2 separate regions of the Mus musculus genome follow, and region 2 is linked to region 1. Evidence: chromatin loops called from intact Hi-C (ENCODE). Cell type or tissue: left cerebral cortex. All regions are shown on one strand.

Region 1 (2,500 bases):
AAACAAGACCCAGAAGGTCCCAATTTCTATAGTGCTAAGATTTCAGTGAGGAAAAAATGGTAGATAAATGAATTTTAGATACTTAATATCTTGAAGAAAATAAAATAAAAAGTGCTGGTGTCTGGCCAGGTGATGGTGGCACATGCCTTTAATCCCAGCAATCGAGAGGCAGAGGCAAGCAGATCTCTGTGAATTCTAGGACAGCCTGGTCTACAAAAGAAGTTTCAGGATATCCAGGGCTACACAAACTCTATATCAAAAAGTCAAAAAAAAAAAAGAGGAAAAAAAGGTGGTAGTGTAATTTTCTATTTCTGACTGACTGAGCTTTCAAGCCTTCTGAACCATATCTTAGTACATTTGATCTCTTAGCATTGATTACTGTATCTTCCATTTGCCTTTTCTTTGCTGCTTAAATGATGGCTTTTTTATGGAAATAACAGCCTCTTCTTTTTACTCTATATAAAGTTTCCTTGGAAATTTCATGGCTTTATTTACCATCTTTGTATATATTTATATAGCAAAACTTTTTTTAAGATGTGGGGGGGGGGTCTTGCCATGTAGCTCTGACTGTCCTAGAACTTTTTTTTTTTTAAAGATTTATTTATTTTATGTATGTCCATTACAGATGGTTGTAAGCAACCATGTGGGTGCTGGGAATTGAACTCAGGACCTCTGGAAGAGCAGTCGGTGCTCTTAAATGCTGAGCCATCTCTCTAGCCCGACCTGGAACTTTCTATGTAGACTAGGCCTTGAACTCACAGAGATCCATCAGGTGCTGGCATTAAAGGCATACATCACCACAGTATCCTAACTCATAATATTTTAATCAATAACAAGTTTCTTTGGTAAATGCCTTCTGGTTTTTGTTTGTTTGTTTTGTTTTGTTGTTTTAGCTAATGCCATTGAATTTTCCCATGTCTCCTAACATGGAATTCAATTCATGATGATAAGACTGAAGCTTCCCACTGCTTTACATAGTGGATGTGTGGGGCTCAGAATCCTTTATGTGTCACTGCCCACACTCTCCTAGTTCACACTCACTCACACTCCATCATTCCTGCACCTACCGTAAAGTCTTCAGTCTCAAGATGAAACTGACTGCTTAAAAACAAATTTTGTCCATACTTTTTTTTTTTTCACTTTCTTTCATTAGGTAATGTACTTTTTTAGAGCCTTCGTTAAAGCACTTTTAAGTCTCTAGGCAGAATTACTTACTATTGCCTGTGGCTATGAGCCCAAAATAATTTGTTCCAATACCAGTGTGATTCTTGGATTTTGATGAATGAGAATAAGATCATCATAAATGTGTTGCTAGCCATGCCCACCTCTGATCATTGCATGTATTTTAGAGAGGTAGAGTAGAGGTAGTCTAGGACTAAGTAGTAAGTAGTAAAAGGAACCTGGAGTGAAGACTCATTCTGAGTCAGTACATCAGGTTTGTCAATTAGTTTATGAGAAATAAGATAGTTTTCTTGTCTGTAAAATAGAAATAAAGATGGCAGCTGCTTTGTTTGCCTTGTGGGAGTGTGAAAAGAAGTGAGCTCATGAATATGAGTTTCTTACACACTGGAAAATGCTATTTTAATTCTTTTAGTAATTGGACTTTTACATAGTATCTTACTGTTTTATTGTTCATTTAGACCTCGGCACAGTATGGCAAATTTAGAAAATATTGTGAATGAAGCCAAGAACATTCCAGCCTTTCTACCCAATGTGTTGTCCTTAAAAGAAGCCTTACAAAAGGCTCGTGAATGGACAGCTAAAGTGGAAGCTATTCAGGTAAAGAAACGTTCAGATTAGCCTACCTGTCAGGTATTACGTTCTTATAAATAAATTAATAAGCCTTACTTCATTAGAATATGCATAATAAAGTAATAGTTCATCTATTCTTTCCTATGATCTTAAAATTCAGAATATTTAAAGGTAAATATTTAAAGGTAACTAGTTTTGATTAGGAAAGCTGTAGAGTTAGATAATCAACTTTTCAGAGAAAGGGGCAGGTATAAATTTTATGACTACAAATTATTTCACAGTTTTTACTCTTTTTGGGGGGAGGGGTGTTGTTTTTTTGAGACAGGGTCTCACTGTGTAGCTCTGATTGGTCTGAAACTCAGAATAGAGTTGTACTACATTCAGTTACTTTTTTGAGAAATAAAATAGTTTTCTTGTCTGTAAAATAGAAATAAAGATGGCAGCTGCTTTGTTTGCCTTGTGAGAGTGTGAAAAGAATTAAGTGAGCTCATGAATATGAGTTTCTTACACATTGGAAACTGGCCTGGACTTAACTGCATAGAGCTGCCTGGCCTCCAATTCACAGAGATCTGCCTGCTTCTGCTGTCTCAGGACTGGGCTTAAAGTCATGTACCACTACTTCTAACTTACCTTCTTGATGATTTTTAAGAACTGTCTGTCCGTCCTTCCCTTTGGTAAAATACTGGCTTGAAGGCTCTGAGTGAGTAGATTCTTTTACTAGGACAGCTCTTCAGGTCACATGACTTAT
Region 2 (2,500 bases), 470 kb before region 1:
ACAGTACCGGCTGAAAGTTCAGTACCCACTGGTGGCACCTATAATAATGAAGGAAAATTCAAGTCTATGAGCTACCATTGGTAAAAAATATATACTAAGAAAAAATTAATTTAAAAGCAGAACGATACTAAAATGTGTCTACTTATAGCATTTAAATTACACTTTTCAGTCTGTTTTAAAGGACAACATACCAAAGACACTAGTATGACAGTTACAATCAAACAACTATGAAACAAATGATAAAATGCAATGAGAAGGGAAACAAAAAGAACAAAATTTTTAAGTAGACAGATAAGAGTACAGTTAGGGGCTGAAGAGACAGCTCAGCAGTTAAGAGCACTAGCTGCTCTTATAGAGAACCCAAGTTTTGTTCCCAGAATCAACATTGTGGCTCAAAACTCCAGTTCTAGGGGATTTGATGCCCTTTTCTGACTTTGTTGGGCACCAGGCATCAAGTGCCAAAAAAAGAGCCACCAACAAATTTTTGAAGTTGCTCATATGAGATAAATAAGACATTTCAAAGAAAACAAGCAGATTTAGAAATAAACAAAGGTCATGACTGATAACAAAGGCATAAAATTATATTATTCTATTGGCACAGAAAGAGGATGAAGATATCAGAATGAGAGGACATCTGCAACAGCACAATTAAATAGTTTCTGTTTATTGGATTTCTAGAATGCTATTATTTCCTCTTTCATTTTCAATCACTTTTATCAACTTCCAACTTTATTTATTGTTTACGAGTACACTGTCACTCTCTTCAGACACACCAGAAGAGGGCATCAGACCCCATTACAGATGGCTATGAGCCAACACGTGGTTCTAGGAATCGAACTCAGGACCTCTAGAAGTTAACTGCTTAGCCATCTCTCCAGCCCAACTTCAACTTTTTATTAACTCCCAATTTTTATCAAAGGAATCTACAATAAGGAATATTCATTCTCAACTAAAAGATGATAAAATATTCCTTTATTGGTCAATACATTTTGCTCCTTTTTGGGATGTAGAATTCTTTAATATCTACCAATCCCGTAGAAATAACCTGTCCTTTTCAACAGACTTATATTGTTAAACTATTTATATCTATGCATGTCTTTGTGGGAGTATGAGCATTCTGAATGCAGTTGCCTGCAGAGGCCAGGAGAGGTCAGATCCAGAGGTTGTTATTAAGTCTTCTGCACATGGCTTCTGGGAACCAAATTTGGGTTATTTGAAAGAGCAGTGTTCTTAAATGCTGAGCCCTTGGTTTTTTTTCTTTTCTTTCCTATTTCTTTATTTAGAGACAAAGCCCTATTCTATAGCCAAGACTGGCCTGTAACTCATTGTAGTGCCCAGGCTTTCCTGTAACTTGTAACTACCTTCTGTCTTCAAGTGTTGGGGTAATAGACATGAGGCATAAGACCCAGGGAAAAACCTGTATTTTACTTGACCATTATTTATTTTACCTGATAATTCTACATTCTAAGAAAACTGTTCAATATAACCTAAAAATCTAGCCACATTCCAAACTAAGAGAACATTCTTGTGTTACCTATACTTAGATCCTAAAACTGTTGTCACTTTAAGACTGAGAGACGAGTTTATATGCCAGGCACCTTCATAACTTGCAAGACTCAGCTGAAAACATGTAATTATTGAGAGGAAAGAAAAGTAATCATATTTATTTAGTCATTGTATGATGACTCTTACCACAGTCTTAGTTGGCTTTGGGGGAGTTGTTCCAGGTTTTACTCCTGTTGCAGTGCCGACTGGGGCTGAAGCGTGTGTGCCTGGGGTAGAAACCTGCCCAGGTGTGCCTACTGGCATAACTGGCATGCCAGCTGCTCCTAATGGTAAACTGGTTGGTGGTAAGCAAGTACTTGTAGTGGAAGTCATGAGTTTACTTGGTGCTACAGCAGTGGTAGTGATGCCCGGTGTGACAGTCGTCTCTACTACTAAAGGTGTCTCTAGGGAGACAGAAGCATGCTGAGTTCCAGATGAGCTGTGTTCACTAAAGAGAGATCTCAGCTTTTCCTCCAGAGTCTTTATATCATCAATCCCAGGAGCTTTGGATTGGGTATCAGCATCCATTTCAGGACAGTGTGTGTGAGGCTGGTTGGGAAGCAGAGCTGGTTGAGGCTGACTGTGAATGAGTGTTTGCTGTACAGCAGGCACATTAACAACAGGTTGTACCAAGGGTGGGATATTAGGTACTTGGGGTAATAAAGGTGTAGAAGTAGGTACTACTGGTTGGGGGAGGCCAGGTGTAGAAACTACAGCTGATGAGATGACCAAAGGATGAACCATACCAGGCTGAGAAACAGAAGTAGACACAGCTGTTCCAGAGGAGGAGGAAGAGGATGGCGCACAAAAGGACAAACCCAATCCTGCTGTACTACTGTGAGATGCCTTGTCTAGTGAGTGTGCACTAACCACCATTGTTTCAGCTAGAGTAGGAGCAGAGGTGCTGCTACTAAGTGGAAGGGATGGCTGTGAAGCCATGCCTGGGAATGGAGTG

What was found. Peaks named below come from ENCODE experiments on the same cell type or tissue, not always from the same donor. Only the 100,000 strongest peaks of a DNase experiment are listed, where the experiment ranks them.
Region 2: it touches region 1 in a loop (2.7-fold over the local background); 4 of 42 quality-filtered maps call a loop at or near these places.

Annotation. Positions count from the first base shown.
Region 1 is chr6:120,413,576-120,416,075 of GRCm38, forward strand. It overlaps Kdm5a (lysine (K)-specific demethylase 5A), which reads left to right. Exons shown (of 28, transcript NM_145997.2): 20 at 1,641-1,779. Among named protein-coding and RNA genes, the nearest start is that of Gm24592, 34 kb to the left of the region's middle. In left cerebral cortex, no CTCF peak of the experiment used is centred here; no DNase peak of the experiment used is centred here.
Region 2 is chr6:119,946,283-119,948,782 of GRCm38, forward strand. Wnk1 (WNK lysine deficient protein kinase 1) reads right to left here. Exons shown (of 28, transcript NM_001199084.1): 19 at 1,693-2,500; 20 at 1-38. Among named protein-coding and RNA genes, the nearest start is that of Rad52, 45 kb to the left of the region's middle. In left cerebral cortex, a CTCF peak has its summit at 1,103; no DNase peak of the experiment used is centred here.